2 separate regions of the Homo sapiens genome follow, and region 1 is linked to region 2. A link is a loop called in an ENCODE intact Hi-C map of the cell type or tissue named here. Cell type or tissue: endothelial cell of umbilical vein. All regions are shown on one strand. Each heading gives the region's core, and the rest is flanking DNA. Links, peaks and the distances in the headings are about the cores only.

Evidence for each region. Peaks named below come from ENCODE experiments on the same cell type or tissue, not always from the same donor. Only the 100,000 strongest peaks of a DNase experiment are listed, where the experiment ranks them.
Region 1: a loop joins it to region 2, with 2.3 times the contacts of the local background. A loop is called at or near these places in 6 of 110 quality-filtered maps.

Annotation. Positions count from the first base shown.
Region 1 is chr2:63,419,914-63,428,282 of GRCh38, reverse strand. The region is part of intron 9 of WDPCP (WD repeat containing planar cell polarity effector); the gene reads left to right. Among named protein-coding and RNA genes, the nearest start is that of WDPCP, 160 kb to the left of the region's middle. RefSeq lists an enhancer at 3,167-3,286. In endothelial cell of umbilical vein, for the core only: a CTCF peak has its summit at 3,249 (motif pointing right); no DNase peak of the experiment used is centred there.
Region 2 is chr2:63,055,566-63,063,934 of GRCh38, reverse strand. OTX1 (orthodenticle homeobox 1) reads right to left here. Exons shown (of 5, transcript NM_014562.4): 5 at 6,104-8,369. The coding sequence ends at 7,619. Among named protein-coding and RNA genes, the nearest start is that of OTX1, 8.9 kb to the right of the region's middle. RefSeq lists an enhancer at 7,120-7,679. In endothelial cell of umbilical vein, for the core only: no CTCF peak of the experiment used is centred there; DNase peaks (open chromatin) are centred at 3,564 and 5,414; H3K4me3 peaks cover 167 bases; H3K27me3 peaks cover 5,282 bases.

The DNA.
Region 1 (8,369 bases), core at 56-8,055, 360 kb before region 2:
TTTGTTGTGTCTCTGCCAGATTTTGGTATCAGGATGATGCTGGCTTCGTAGAATGAGTTAGGGAGGAGTCCCTCCTCCTCAATTTTTTTTTTTTTTTGGAATAGTTTCAATAGGATTGGTACCAGTTCTTCTTTTTACGTCTGGTAGAATTCGGCTGTGAATCCATCTGGTCCAAGGCTTTTTTTGGTTGGTAGGATTTTTATTACTGATTCAATTTCGGAACACATTATTGGTCTGTTCAGGTTTTCACTTTCTTTCTGGTTCAATCTTGAGGGGTTGTGTGTTTCCAGGAATGTATCTATTTCCTACAGATTTTCTAAGTTTTATGCATGGTGATGTTCATAATAGTCTCTAAGGATCTTTTGCATTCCTCTGGGATCAGTTGTAATGTCATCTTTGTCATTTCTGATTCTGCTTATTTGGATCTTCTTTCTTTTTGTCTTATTAATCTAGCTAGCACTCTATTAATCTTGTTTATTCTCTCAGAAAACAACTTTTGGTCTCATTGATCTTTTGTATGGATTTTTGTGTTTCAATTTTGTTCTGTTCTCTGATTTTGGCTTTCTTTTCTACTGCTACCTTTGGGGTTCATTTGTTATTTTTTTACTAGTTCCTCTAGGTGCAATGTTAGATTGTTAATTTGAGAGCTTTCTAACTTCGTGATGTAGGCATTTACTGCGGGAAATTTTCCTCTTAACATTCCTTTCACCCAGAGATTTTGTATGTTGTGTCTCTGTTTTCGTTGATTTCAAAAAATTTTAAAATTTCTGCCTTAATTTCATTGTTTACTCAAAAGTCATTCAGGAGTAAGTTGTTTAATTTCCATGTAATTTTGTGGTTTTGGGAGAACTTTTGGTATTGATTTCTATTTTTATTGCAATGTAGTCCAAGTGTATAGTTGGTATGATTTTGATTTTTAAAAAAATTTATTGATACTTGCTTTATGGCTAAGGAGGTTGTCAGTTTTTCAGTGTGTCCCTTGTGCAGATGAGAAGAATGTATGTTCTGTGGTTGTTGGGTGGAGTATTCTCTTATATGTCTATCAGGTCCAATTGGTCAAGTGTTGCAATTTAGTCCAGAACTTCATTTTTAATTTTCTGCCTTGATGATCTGTCACATGCTATCAGTGGGTTGTTGAAGTCTCTCTATTATTGTGCGGCTAAGTCTTTCACATAGGTCAAGAAGAATTTGTTTTATGAATGTGGGTGCTCCAGTGTTGGATGCATATATATTTAGGATAGTTAGATCATCTTGTTGAATCGAACCTTTTTTTATTGTTATTATGTAATACCCTTCTTTGTCCTTCTCGACTATTGTTAAAGTCTGTTTTATCTGATGTAAGAATAGTGGCCCCGGCTCTTTTTTGATTTCTGTTTGCATGATAGATCTTTCTCCATAGTTTCTTTCCCCTTTCATAGATCTTTCTCCTTAATTTGAGCTTGTGGGTGTTGTTAAATGTGAATTGGCTCTCTTAAAGACAATAAACACTTGGACCTTGTCTTTTTATTCAACTTGCAACTCCATGCCTTTTAAGTGGGATGTCAGGACCATTTACATTCAAAGTTAATACTGATATGTGAGATTTTGATGCTGTCATTGTGTTACTAGCTGGTTGTTTTGTAGATGATGTTTAGTTGCTTTTGATGTGTAGTTGCTTTATAGTATTTGTGGGCTATGTGCTTACTTGTGTTTTTGTGGTAGCAGGTATTGTTCTTTTGTTTCTATGTTTAGCACTCCCTTAAGGACCTCTTGTAAGGCTGGTGTACTGGTAATGAATTCCCTTAGCATTACTTGTTTGAAAAGGATTTTATTTCTTCTTCACTTATGAAGCTTAGTTTGGTGAGATATGAAATTCTTGGTTGGAATTTCTTTTCTTTAAAGTTGCTGAAAATAGGCCCCTAACCTATTTCTTCTGCCATTTGTTTTGTTTTGTTTTTTTTTGAGACAGAGTCTCACTCTGTCACCTAGGCTGGAGTGCAGTGATGTGATCTTGGCTCACTGCAACCTCCGCTTAAACTGGGTTCAAGCGATTCCCCTGCCTCAGACTCCTGAGTAGCTGGGACTACAGGTGTGCGCCACCACGCCCAGCTAATTTTTGTAATTTTTAGTAGAAATGGGGTTTCACCATATTGGCCAGGCTGGTCTCGAACTCCTGACCTCATGATCCGCCTGCCTCGGCCTCCCAAGAGTGCTGGGATTACAGGCGTGAGCCACCATGCCCGGCCTCCTCTTTTGCCTTTTAAGTTTCTGCTGAGAGGTCTGTTGCTAGCCTGACGTAGTTCCCTTTGTAAGTGACCTGACCCTTCTGTCTAGGCCCCATTAAGATTTTTTCTTTGATGTTGACTTTGGGCAATCTGAAGAGTATGTGCCTTGGGGATGGTTGTCTTTTATAGTATCTTGCATGGGTTCTCTGTATTTCTTGAATTTGCATATCAGTCTCTCTAGGGAGATTGGGAATGTTTTCTTGGACTGTATTCTCAAATATGTTTTCCAAGTTGCTTACTCTCTCTTCTTCCCTCTGAGAAATGCCAGTGAGTCATAGGTTTGATTTCTTTACATAATCCCATATTTTGTAGAGGTTTTACTCATTTTTAAAAATTCTTTTAAAAATTGTTTGTCTTACTGAGTTGATTTGAACTGGTCTTTGAGTTCTGAGATTCTTTTCCTAGTTTAGTCTATTATGTTGTTAATGCTTCCAATTGTATTTTGAAATTCTTGTAGTGAATTTTTCAGTTTCAGAAGTTTAGTTTGGTTGTTTCTTAAAATGGCTGTTTTATCTTTCTACTCTTGAATCATTTTACTGGATTCACTGGGTTCTATTGGGTTTCAACTTTCTGCTGAATCTTGATGAGCTTCATTGCCACCCAGATTCTGAATTCTATGTCTGCCATTTCTGTTGCTTCAATCTGGTAAAGAACTGTTGCTAGGGAGCTAGTGTACTTGTTTGGAGGTAGGGGGACACTCTGACTTTTGAATCACCAAAGTTCTTGTGCGGATCCTTTCTCATCTGAGCGGGCTGGTATTGTCTTTTTGGATTTGCTGTCGTTGAATGGGGCTTTTTGTTTTTATATAATTTATTTCCCTTGAGTTTTTAACTGTGGTTCAAGTTGAGTATAGTCAATAGGCTTTGTTTCTGGATGCTTTCAGAAGGCCAAGTGTCTGCACAGGATCTTCATGTGTGGCTAGATTCTTGCTCTCGGTTTCACAAGCTATGTATACTGGAAGAGTATTTTTTGTGTTGTAATTTAGGCTGCAATCCAGTAGATGGCGCTTAAGAGTAATGACTGGCAGATAAGTTCTTAGCCACGTGGCTCTTGTATTTCAGCACATTCGCAGCATCTCTCTGTGGTGTAGGGGGAAAGATAAGCCCCTCGCCAGATCCATTCCCGGGCCTTGGGGATCCCCCTCCGATCACTCGCACCGCGCCCAATACCTTTGTTAGGTATTCTAGGCCTCAGGCTTTCTTAGATAGGGGCTGTGGCTGGCAGACAGGCTATACCCTTCCCAGATAACCCTGTGGAGGGAGGCATGCCCCAGGCCCACACCAGCCCACGAATACCCATGTTTCACTCTTCTGAGTGTTCTGAAAGTGGGAGCTCTTCCCCCGCTTACATGCTGGCCACAGATCTCAGCTTGGCTCCCCTGAGCTGTGTGCTGTAACCCTGGGGGATTGGGACTGGGCCTGCAGCTTCGCTCTCTGGCCCCTGGTTTGGGTACCGGCCATATTGGGGCAGTCAAAGTGCTCCAAGGCCACCAGCAAAGCACTCAGGCTGGGCAGTGGAGGCTGTGCTATGTACACACTCTTGCAGGAGTGGCCAAGCGGGGCCTTGGGAGGGGCTGGTGGACAACGAGGGTGTGAAGAACAGTCATGCCTCAGTCTTATGAGAAAGACAGTCCTCTTCTCTCCTGGCTCAGTGGTCAGTTGGGGGATAGAACTACCTGGAGGAAAATGGAGAACCTATGACCACATTTTGCTGCAGCTGCCCCACTTACAAGGGCTGACGCACACCCCCTCTCCCACCCCCGCCCCCAACACACACCGCGCGCCTCCCTGGGCTCCATGCTGGCTGAAGCTTTGTCTCTGCTTACTCTCTGGGCAGATACCCCTGCCAATTCAAACGTGTATGGGGGTTGTGGGATCTCTTGTAGCTAGAATCCCAGAGGTAAGCGGCGAGAGAGCGTTCCCCTGCCATCACTTCACTCACCCCTTCCTTAGGAGCTGTTCAGGGCCAGGATTGCTGTCCTGGTGCTCAGCAGTCCTATGCAGGGTTCCTAGTTTCTTCCATCTTCAGCTTCGTGTCTATATCCCTCTCTATTGAATGTCAGTGTTTTTTCTCTGAAGATCTGTTCCAAGTACCTTGGCTTACTCAATATTTTCGTCTCTCTCAGTGGTAGAGGTACGTCCTGGCTGTGTCTAGTTGGCCATCTTATCCCTCATTAATCTCCACATACTTTTAATATTTCTTTTTGGAAAGTTATTACCATCCTCCTAGAACTAGTATTTTATTCATTTGCTTTGTCACCTAATTCATTTGTCAACAAACACCTTCAGCTTGAACCAACTTTTATCAGTAATGTGAACCAGTATCAATCACGTGATGGCAACTTATTCTGCCCTTTAGTATCTAAGCAGGTACTTTAACTTTTCAGATGTGTAGACTTGATAATGCTTTCTGAGTATGGTGGTAATTTCATGATCTCTTACTCAGAACAGGTCCTTGAATTTGTTTACCAAATTAACCAAAAATATATAAGCAGAGCTATTAAACCTTAAAATATGTTGTCAGGGAAACATAACATTATGAAAACAATTTTCCCATAAGAAGAAAAAACTAATTTTCCAGGGATTTTTCAAGAGCAGTAACTTATGGGAAAGTAATAATGTAACCAACTATTAATGTAATTTGTCACAATAGGCATTCAGAAGGCATTATAAATGCATCCAACTGTAAAGGCAAAATACTTAAGAAACCTGTCTTCCCCAAAAATGCATATACTGTGTTAGCTTTCAACCAGTGACAAAGATATTCTGCTTTAGGGATGGCAATTTTTAAAGAAACCTCTTTATTATAAAATAAAGCACACATAAAACCACACAAAATAAATGCATAGTTTAATGAGCTATTACAAAGGAAACACTCCTGAAACCACCACCCAAGTGAGGAAATAGAACTGTGCAGGCACCCAGAAGTACCTCCATGTGCTCTGTCATGATCTTAACCTCTTCCCTGTCCTCCAAAGTAACTACTATCATGACTTTTTATCACTTTCTTGTATACCCATATAGCTTTTATCACCGAGTGTGCATCCCCAGAAACCATAGTTTAATATTAGCCACTTAAGACATTTTAATGTATATCTTAAATCTCTTTTAATGTAGAAGTCCCCCATCCATCCTTTCTTTTTCTGTAAAATTTGTCTGTTGAAACTGTAGTGTCCCACAGTCTGGATTTTATTGCTTGCATATTCATGTTTGGTTCAATATGTTTCTCTGTTATTTGAAAATTCCTCAAGTTAGTAGTCAGTTTTGGCAAGACTATATGAGATGGTGTGTCTTTCGTCAGGAGGCACATAATTTCATATTTTCTCTCAGTTCTTTCTCTTTTTTGATGTTAGCAGCTATTCAATGTTCAATGCCTAGATCCATTAATTCATTAGGGTTGCAAAATGGTAATATTATAATTATGTTATTTATTTTTCATTGATTACTTGGGATACTTCTATAAAGAGACACTTCCACTCAACTCCTATGTGTTTCCCAATGGTTGTACTTATATAGGGTAAACAGGACAAATGTCTGTTTATTTTCTATTTACCAGTTTTTGAGATAATGAATTGATTCTCTAGTACTTTCTGAAGGTGCCCTGTTAGCTTTTGTTTTTAAAATAGCATTATTAATTCATGAATTTTAATACATTTGATTTGATGGGGTCCTAAATTATAATTGTAATCCTTTGGAAGCTCAGATTGTCCCATCTTAGGCCAGTGGGAGGCTCTTCAGGTTGGCTGTTCTTTTTGTATGGCCTCAGCAGTCTTGGGTAGCTTCTCTGCTATCTGGTGTGATAGTATATTCCTTGTTTATCTTGTATATTTTCTGCCCCACACCTGGAATTAGTCATTTCTCCAAGACACTGTGGTTTCCTTTTTAATGGAAAATGGTATTTTACGCCTGAGTCAGGGTGTTAGGGATATTAGGCTGTTGTTTTTGGGTTGATTATTGTTTCTAGGTTTCTTCAGTAGAAAGAGTTGGAGATTTTATACATATACATATTCGTAATGAGTCCATGCCAACACTTACAACTCAAATTCAGGACTACAGAGTTTTTAATTTAACCTCTTCTGTATTACATTTATATCTCCTTCTTTCTGTATCAAAAATCCTAGTTTGTAGGGACACGGGATGAATAGGAATATCCCATAATTTCTCATTTACTTTAACCCACAGTACACACTTAACAGTTTCAAGATAATCATGCTATTACTACCACTACATGTAATGTTCTCTTTCTTTTAATCTTCATCTAGTTGTCTGTAGGTTTTGGGTTTTGCCCTTTAGTTTAACTGTCTGTTTTATGTGGGGACTTAGAGACATTAAAAATCTGTAGTACTCCTCGTGACAACTCTCCAGAATTAGGGATGCCGTGTTTATGGTCATGATGAACACCTTTAGTTTGAACCAACTTTTTGTGAAAGCTTAAGGCCTGTGTTTAGATTCACATTTTTGCATGTGGATGTCCAGCTGTTCCACCACTATTTCTTGAGAAGACTATCCTTTCTGCATTGAATTGCCTTTGCTACTTTGTCAAATATCAGTTGATTATATTTGTGTGGGTCTATTTCTGGGCTTTCTGTTCTGTTCCATTGATCTATTTGCCTGTTTTTTTAATGAAATAAAGTTTTTAATATATTGTGTTGACTGTTATAACAACTAGTTCTGTGGATTGGAGGATTTTATTAATATAAACATAATTTGTAACTTTCACATGCCCAAAAGTATGCATAAGAAAATGCTTATACTTACTAGTAAATATGTATGTTTTTCTAAACTTTTCTTTTTATTCTGGTAAGACATTTATATATTTATCCTGTATACAAATGACAGATTTCATTGAAAACGATTACAAATAAGAGAGGTATCCATTTGAAAACAATTGCTACTATTTTGTTTTTAATTGATAATTTGAATAAGTAAAGATGTAGAGCAATAGGGAACTCTCATTCACTATTATGGTAGAGTAAATCAGTAAACTTTAATGGAGAGCAGTTTAGCAATAGGTAATATAATTGAAGGTGAGTGTCCTACACTAAGAAAAACTGGCCCATGTGCACAAAGAGGCATGTACAATAGTGTTCATAGCATCACTGTAATAGTAAAAATACATTAGAAACAACTTAAATGCCTACCAACAGGAAAATGAAAACATCTTGTGGTGAATTCAGAGGGTGGAATGCTCTACAGCAGTTTAAATGACTGAACTAGAGCTATGTGATCATGTGAAATCTGAAAAGAATAAGTTGAGCAAAAAAATTACAGTATGACAAAATACAATAACATTTACATAAAATTTTAAAACATTCAGGATAATGCTATAACACATTGTTCTTGATTGATGATGAAGTAGTAGTATGCATAGGATTAAATACCAAATTCATAATAGTGTTGCATCTGGGGAGAGAGGCAAGGGAATAGGATTTGGCAGGCCTTAACTTTATCTATGATATTTCTTTCATTCTTTTTTTTTTTTTTTGAGATGGAGTTTCACTTCTGTTGCCCAGGCTGGAGTGCAATGGTGCCGTGTCGGCTCACCACAACCTCCACCTCCCGGGTTCAAGTGATTTTGCTGCCTCAGCCTCCCGAATAGCTGGGATTACAGGCATGTGCCACCATAGCCGGCTAATTTTTCTGTTTTTTTTTTTTTTTAAGTAAAGATGGGGTGTCTCTATGTTGGTCAGGCTGGTCCCAAACTCCTGACCTCAGGTGATCTGCCCACCTTGGCCTCCCCAAGTGTTGGGATTACAGGCGTGAGCCACCATGCCTGGCCAATATTTATTTCATTAAAAGAAATGAAGCAAAAGGATAGTATTTCATGAAACTGGTTTTCACATTTATCATATTATTCTGATTTTATGTGTTTTGAATGCATCATGGTAAAAAAGTAAAAATAAAGTGTACCTTTTAAAAAAGTAAAAATAAAGTGTACCTTTTAAAAAAGTAAAAATAAAGTATACCTTTTATCTCCTGTTTCTAAAAATTTCCACAAAGTAAGGAGGGAAATAGATTTCAGAAAAAAATTCTGCTGATAAGCTAAGAACTTTTGGTTGCTGCATAATATTTTAAATGATTGTAATAGCAAAAAATATGTAATAGC
Region 2 (8,369 bases), core at 228-8,227:
CCAACTTGTTAACCCATTTCTTAATTTCCAGACTTAGCTCTGAAAAATAAAATTTACCCAAAAAGACAAGGATTTGCCATTAGTGAGATTTTAAAAATCACTCTACAAGCTTCAAAACTCAAAAATAGATGTTTCCAAGTTAGTGTAGTTAGGGGAAAAAAAAACCTTAATGTTTACTTACACATAAACTAAGCCTCAAATACAGAGCCACTAATCTAATCCCAACTCCATATCTGGTTTAAACTTATTCTCTGGATTAGAACTCCTATAATGTAGCAATATTCTGAGCAAAGAAGGCTCAGTCAAGAACAGAAAACACCACTGATAAATATGAACCCACCAATAACAAATTTTTTAATTACTTAGAAATGAAAATTAGTAAGAAATTAAAATTAATAAGGAATTAATGGGGAAAATAGAAAGATGAGACTTGGTATCACTAGTCTCCTTAATTAATGTTAATATCTCTCAGAAAACTCATTAAAATGAAATTTAAGTGATGCCCAGAAACAGGTAAGAATATCCCAAGACATAATTTTCAATGACCGAAACTCAAATTTTTACAACTTGAATTTAGATGAAGCATGTTTTGTTAATATTAATCTGGCAATCAGATTCTCAAATGATATGTTATGTATTTTAAAATTAATGTTTGTTAATATACTTAAAAATTTAGGTACATCTTAGAGCAAATGAGAATGGAATCTGAAGACTGAGTACCAAGATCTGCTACCTACCAATAATGCAACCTTGAATAAGTGACCAAACCACTTAGTCTCACTTTACCATTGCCAACTTCACAAGACTTGGGCAACTTAAAGAAAACAATATATGTGAATAATATTGTACAAACACCAAAGCATGGGAAGCGCAATTTTTTTCAATCTACTACAAAGACTACTTTTGACGAACTAATGAAATATCTTTTATTCACAGTAGAGAAAAAAATTTAAATCTACAAAAGCATAGTATAATAAAGTCTTAGTTCTCTCCCTCAGCTTCAAAAATTATCAACTCAAGGCTAATCTTATTTCTTCTATTTTTGACCTACTCTCTCTCTTCCTTGACTATTCTGAAGCAAGTCCCAGACATCATATCATTAACTTCCCTAAGGGCTTAAATTCAATAGCCTCTATTTAGTTCATGTACAGGTATGGTATCCGAAGTCTAACAGAGAAGTCTGGGCTAGAAACATGGATTTGAGCAATGAAACACCAGCAATGAAATCAAGATTTGACGCAATAGCTCTGGATGAGGTCAAATATTCATGCTTGAGAAACAAGAAGGTAGATTATCTGGGTGCTCGTTCATAAAAAATACAAATAGACATAAAGCACATCTCTTCCACCCAAGAAAAACCCTATGAATTTACAAAGGCCTATGGATTTTTTTTTTAATCTTATGATTTAAAGTGCTTTTCTCCCTTAAAAAGTGTCCCTACGTAGTAGCAGTAACTACTCTAAAAGATTTAACAAATCCCCCAAACATGAAGATATATTTAATGCAACATCAAATTTAAACACTGATATTGTAACCAACAACAAATCTACTTTTCAAAGTATTTGTTAAAAACTTGTTGCTCCATGTATATTTTATTCCTTGCAGTGTACAAATCTTTTTAATTTCTTTTGTATATTTCACAGCAAAATTTTTAAAACAAATTTTAAAAATAAAATATGATTCCTATTGAAATAGCTATGATAGATGATGTATCTTACAAGCATTTAGAGCGCTGAACATACATGAGAATATTTGTGTACTGAAAATGTTTATACATTCTTTAGACACCAAATGTTTTATATACTCTTTAGAAGCTGAATCAGAGATCATTTATTCTTACATTTTATTTTTTACCCCGAGTGTAAAGATTAGTTATGATCTATTTATACTCCAATCCTGAAAATGTTTTGACTCAAGTTCCTTAAATCCTAATTTACAATCCACTTTAAAAGAATTTCTAAAATTTTCTAAAATAGCTTTCATAATCTGTTTAGTAAAGATGAACCTTTGTAAAAAAGTATTTGCGACCATTGGAAAGGAATGCAATTTTGTCCCTTTAGTTATATTAGTCACCAAGTAAAGGATTCAAAGGAGGTAAAAGAGGCACAATTTTTAGAAACACCATAGATTTCCAATGTTTCAATGTTGATGGACCATCATTGATTAAATGGAGCCTAAGTCCTATTTGGTCAGAAAGAACTCCAACATATTTTAAGCATATCCCTATCTTTCAAGTAATAGTTTTAGAAACAAAAGTGTACAATTTCATAAATTAGAGTGATACGCATTTTAGTTTCAAGCACACTATACACTTCTTTGCTCTATTTTTTCCCTGAGAAAAAAACTAGATATATTTAAAAGCAGTGTCAATTTTGGCTGTATCATGTAACTGCCATTTCACCTAAATTACTGGATTTTTTTGGCAAATATTTTTGATTTTTAAAACTTTTGAGGAAATGCACCTAATGTGTTTTAAGTAAAATCCAACTCAGTTTTAAAACATGATTGAAGAATCATTAGATCAAAATGGCATGTTCCCCTCCTCCACACACACAAAAATTCAATTCTTTTTTCAGATATCAGTAAATATCAACAGGATAATTAAGAGGCATAATTGCTTTCTCAGGAATCATCTACTAAACACAGCCAAAAAAGCTGGTTTTCAAAAAAGTACAGTCTAGACACCCAAACATTTATTTAAAACAGATTCTTTCCTTAATGAAGATGTTTTCTTGTTGTCAAATAGGCAAGACATTGTTATTATTTAGTATTCATTTAAAATGTGATGGATTTTAATTCAAGTATTGTTTAATATAAATATTTCTTGAGGGTTTTTTTCATTTTCATTTTAAACATGAAAATGCATGGGGGAAGGGAGAGAACGTGTGAAAAATATAGAATAACTTGTTGAGAACTTATTCTGTTTTTAATTAGGGAATTTTACAAAAATATCTTGTTGCTGTTCTTAAATTAATTCCGCATCAGAAGCCAAGTGATTTTTTGGTCTTGAATAGTAATGATACAGATTCTCTTTACCAATAATGTATATAATAACAACATTTATATATCAGATAGATTTTATTTCTTTACCTCTAAAGAAAACCTTAGTGCTTGTCATCAGGCACTAATGACATCATTAACATTAATTAATTCTGCCAGAGCGAGTAGTGAATTTATATTTTCACAATTGAAAAAAAATCACAATTTAGCTGTGGAAATTGCTATTTTGCACAAAATACATTAAAAACTAGTAATTTTCTTTTGATACAAGAAATGAAACCACTCCGTTTTTTGGTCTCTGTAATGTAGCAGAAAAGAATTTGCTGACATCCAGCGTCTTAAGGTTTTTACCTGTTTTTCTTATGAATCAGATTCCCCCTTACGTTTAATACCCTGTAGCTTTAAGATTTTTTTCTCAAAAAAAAAAAAAAAAAACCCACTAATGAATTAGAGAAACATTGTCTCTATATATCCTCAATAACTGGTATAAAAAATTACAGAAAGGCTCAACAAACGAGGTTACTTCACCGAATCTGTTCAGAACTTCAGCAAATTGAAGCAGTGCCCTTGAGAGAGTTTTAACATTAAAAGCAATCTTTAAAATCATAAATATGACCCATCCCTTACCCTTAAAGCACTTCACACACGTTTGTCTAAGAGTAGACTTTTTTGCCCCTACAGTATAAGCAGAGAATACAAGGTATGAGTAGAAAACGTCAAGTTTTCGTTGACCACTCAAAGAAAGAAAACTGTTGACGTCTGAACGTTGCTAAATTTTCGCGGGTTGCTAAATCTCCTGAAGTTGCTTCAATTCTAATTGCTCCGATTGTGTCACGAACACCCAAACCCAAACCGAACAAACTTCCTGGACAGAAGGGCGAGCTGAAGTCGGTTCTCAGAGAACCTGCCTGTCAACAGGTGGCCGGCCCGGGGGTGGGGGTGGGGGTTGGGGTGGGGGTGGAGGGAACCTTCCGCGTTCCCGCCGCCGCTGCCCAGGGACTCTCGGCCAACGCCAGCGCCCTCACCCTGCCGGGCCTGGCCACCTCCCGCCGTCCCCCGCCGCCCCCGGCCCGGCAGCGCACTCACCCCACTCCCCCACGCTCCAGCGTCCCGGCAGCCTCAGGTGGCGCCGCGGCCCGGCAGGCCCTGGGCGCCTTCCCTCTTCCGGTTTCCACTCAGTGCCGTGGGGTTTCAGCACCTGGCGGGAGGCCCTGGGAGAAGCACGTGCCTCTTTTCGAAGCCTCGTTCCCCGGGCGGGAACTCCGGCCGGGCCTCGGTGTGCCTGGCTGCCAGCCCCCTCCGGCCTTAGTATGCAGGTGCCGAAGCTTCTAGACGCCCCCGAGGGGCCGGCCCAGGGGTCGCATCTGCCCCTCCCGCCCGCAGCCGCGACCTAAAGTGTGAAGCTCTGGCACGTCCCAGGCCGAGTGGGTTCAAATAACAACTGCGACGAAACTGAGGCCCAAGGGTTTGGGTACCTTGCTCCGGAGGCCACACAGTTGTCCAAACGAGTGCAAAGCCGGGTCTCCTGGTTTCGTTCCATTTAGCAGCCAAGAGGACTGCTGGGCCCCGCAGAGCTCGCCTCAGGGAGCCGCGGGCCTCGAGCGGCATTGGCAGCTGCTGCCTGAGCCAAAGCGGCCCTGGGGCCGCTACAGGCAGGGTCACTGAGGGGAGGGCCCAAAAGGCCCTGCAGCCCGGGTGCCCAGGCCAGTGCGGCGCAAGCTGGAAGCCTCCTCGCCCTGGCCGCCTGCCAGTTCTCCCCGGCACGTGCGGGGTCCGCACCAGAGATGCCACGGGGCACCCCGGCAGGTCAGGCTTGGCCCCGCATTTCACCCTAAGGCGCCGCCTAAGGGAGACCCTGCGTGGCGCGGGCCGGCCCTGCCTTCAGGCCTGGCGTACCAGGGCGGCGCCGCTGGGCCAAGGGCGGAGGGACAGCGGCTGCGCCCCTGTGGGCCTCTGCTGAGTCGGGAAAGATGGTTTGTTGGTGTGGGAAGGGCGCGCCCGAGCCTGGCCTACCGAATCCGGAGGGAGGACGCGGCCGAGAAAGCTTTGCTACAGCCGGGCTCGCAGCCCTGCGACCCCGCTGGGCGCGGAACGCGGGAGGGGTCGTTCTCCGAACCCCGCTTCACAGTGTGTTCTCAGGTCTCACACGGAATTTTTAAAAAATAGGGGATGTTGGTCACTTCGCAGGAAACTTTTCGTTGTTTCCTTGTTTCCTTCCCGCCCGTGAGCAAGTCGAGCAGATTCATGGCCTTACACCCAGGAGGTTTCAGGCCAGAGTCTGGACAGTTCCAGGCTCTGCATTTTCTGGGGGAGGATTACCCCTCAACCCCGTCTTCCCTCAGAGGGAGATGGAACTGTCCTTCCTGACCCCCAGATGCAAGCCAGTCGTCTTCTTCCCCTGCCAAAGTGAAAGGCGTCCTTGTCGACTTTTCCAGGTTATGAGTTTGTATGTTTTAAAGGAAGTTTACAGTACGAAGAAAGGTAATTTGGCTACTTCTGGCAGGAGCTGAGGGCTTAGAGGGACATCTTAGCACGTGGAAGGAATGGCTCGGATTCCCCAGCCGCGGTGAAGCCACCCGGGACAGCTCAGCAGCAAGGAAGGTTGTCTGCTGCCAACATGCAGGACACGGATCAGTTTTTTGTCGTTTTGCTTTCTTTTCCTTTTTGGCTCAGCTCTGAGAGCATTACAGAGCTATCCTTTCCCGCCTCCCGACCCTCTTCCCCTCCCCCTCTTCTTTCTGGTGCAGGCAATTAGGGTGAAGAAATCAGTGCCAGGCTCCTGCCTCTGAAGAGAAAGGAATTGCTTCGGGAATTGAGTCCTGACACCTGTCTCTGTCCTGGATGGCGAGGGGGGATGCGGGGTCAAAACGCCTGGGGGAAGAGGCCAGGCTGACGCGGAGGGGCGTGGTGGGGGTGGGGGGAGACACTCCCTAAGCGAAAGTTTCTGGGGACTTCTCTTGCCAAGTCCTCCCGCCTCATCCTTTGGCCTCCAGCTTCACGCAGGTCATTAACACGCGGGTTATTAACACGGAGTTTCCCTCGCTTTTAGCCCCCCGAGACCAGGACCTCGGGCTGGAATCAGAAGAGCAACACTGACAAGCCGTTCATTAATTTGCATTTATTTTCGGGAAGTAATGTAGATAAAGAGGAGGAGGGGGACTGCCTTACATTTCAACAAGTAATTTGTGATCTTCACATCAGACAAATCAAATTTACAAATTACTTTCCCACCTACTGGACGAAGCGGCCAAAGCCAAAATTGATACACAGGCGCGCGGGCTCTCCGCAGATTTCGGAGAACGAAGGTGCACTAAAAACTCACTAGACAAAACAAGGGTGTTGAAAGAGAGAAGCCGACAGAGGAGTTGGAACTGGGTTTGGGGCCTGGGTTTGTTTGTTTTTCCCTAATGCTGTACTTTTACGGATTTTGTTTTGTTTTGTTGTTTTGTTCCCTGGTTTTGGTTTTCTTGTTTTAGGTTTGTAAACTGGAACTGCGACCCTGTGCTTAGACCGGGTGAGGGGGTCAGCCCTGCGCCCCTGCCCAACCCCCACCTCTGTACCCTGACTTGTCTGTTTCCTCCACACTTCGGATATCCCGCGCCCAGCTTCCTGAAACCAAGCGGTTCTCTTCAATAAATACACAGAGGGAGAAGATGTGAAGAGGGCAGGGCAGCTTTGCAACAACTGAAAAAGAAAAAGCGCCATTGATTGAGGAAGAGCAGAAGGGGGACGGACAGAGGGAAAATATTTTTTGCTTTTGTTTTTTATATATGTGTATATATATATGTATATATATATATATGTGCTGTATATATCTTAAAGTTCTGTTTCCTGGGTGCTAAGACAAGATATGTTCAGTTCAACCAACCAACAGCAACTAAAAAGTTTAAGTGGTCCCTGGAACGGACCTGACTATGTACAGCGTTCCCGCCGAGGCGGAAGCTTGAACCAGTCCAGCGCAGGGCGGGGCGGGATGCGGCTCTGTGCGCGGAAGGCTGGGGACGCGCTCCTCCGGCGGGCCTAGCCCTGGCGCGCCCCAGCGCACTCCGCTGGGGCGGAAGAAACGCCGGGAGGCTCTGGCCGGCAGGCGTGGAGCAAAATCGAGGGCAGCTGAAGGGGCAGCAGTCTGCGCGGGAGGAACTCTTAGTGGTTTTGATTTGGAGTAGTGTGCGGGTGCTCCAATGGGCAGAAACACGCCAGTTAGTGACTCCAGTGTCCAGAAAGAATAAATTAAAGTGTTGGGCTCAAACAGCGGATCAGAGCGCAGAGCCTCCGAAGGCTGCAAGTGCTTAATAGCTGTCCAGAAAGACTGGAAGGGGAGGCTTAAGAGTTTAGTAGGGGCTGAAGGGGGGAAATAATACATCTCTCCTGTATAGAATGTGTAGGCCAAGCCGAAGCACCGGTCCCCCCATCCAAGGGGCAGGGTGGGTTTGCACATCCCCCCAAGCAAGTGGCACAAAAATGGGGGCGGCAGTGCAGGCAATGGACATCTTTTTGGGGGGTGAAAATTCAGTTTTGGAGAAGACGAGGCAAAGGCGGGCGGTGCAGCAGCAGCAACAGGATCGGGACCACGGAGGGCGCAGGTAGTTGCGTTTCTTCTCCTCTTTCATTCCTGGGCTCACAAGACCTGGAACCGCCATGAGGCTTGGTCCTTATAGTCCAGACAGTCGGGGGAGTTGAAGTTGAGTTTCCAGGCGGAGGAAGCAGCAGCGGCGCCAGGCTCCTTGTAATCCAAGCAGTCGGCAGAGTTGAAGGCAAGCCCAGAGCCACCGTAGCCTTGGTGGTGGTGGTGGTGATGGTGGTGGTGGTGGCCTGAGGACTGGCTCAACGGGTGGTGCGCATGTGGGTGGTGATGATGGTGGCCCGCCATGGAGGAGGGTGCCATGGGGCTGAGCTGGTGCGGGTGGTGATGTGAGTGCATGGGCGCTAGGTATGAGCTGCAGTCCACGCCGCCAAAGTAGGAAGAGGAGGGCGTAGGGTAGCCTTGGCCGTAGCTGCCGCCCTGGCCGTAGGACATGGGATAAGAGGCTGCTGCGGTGGCGGCGCCTGCAGCTACGGAGCGCTGCATACACGAGGTGTTGCTAGGCGCGGCCAATGGCTCCGGCACCGACACGGACGCGGGCGCTGAGCCTGGCGAGATGGAGGCCGGGCTCCAGATAGATGAGGCAGCTGGTGTACTCAGCGACGACGCGGCCGCCACCGGGTTCCCACCTAGTCCCGCAGCCGCTGCAGCCGCTGGGTTGGCGGAAGAGCTGGACGCCGAGCTAGAGGACGAGGCAGAGCTGGACACAGCTGGCGGCGTGAATTGGCCACTGCTTTCGGAGCCCGAGCTCTCCCGCACTGGAGAGGACTTCTTCTTGGCTGGGCGG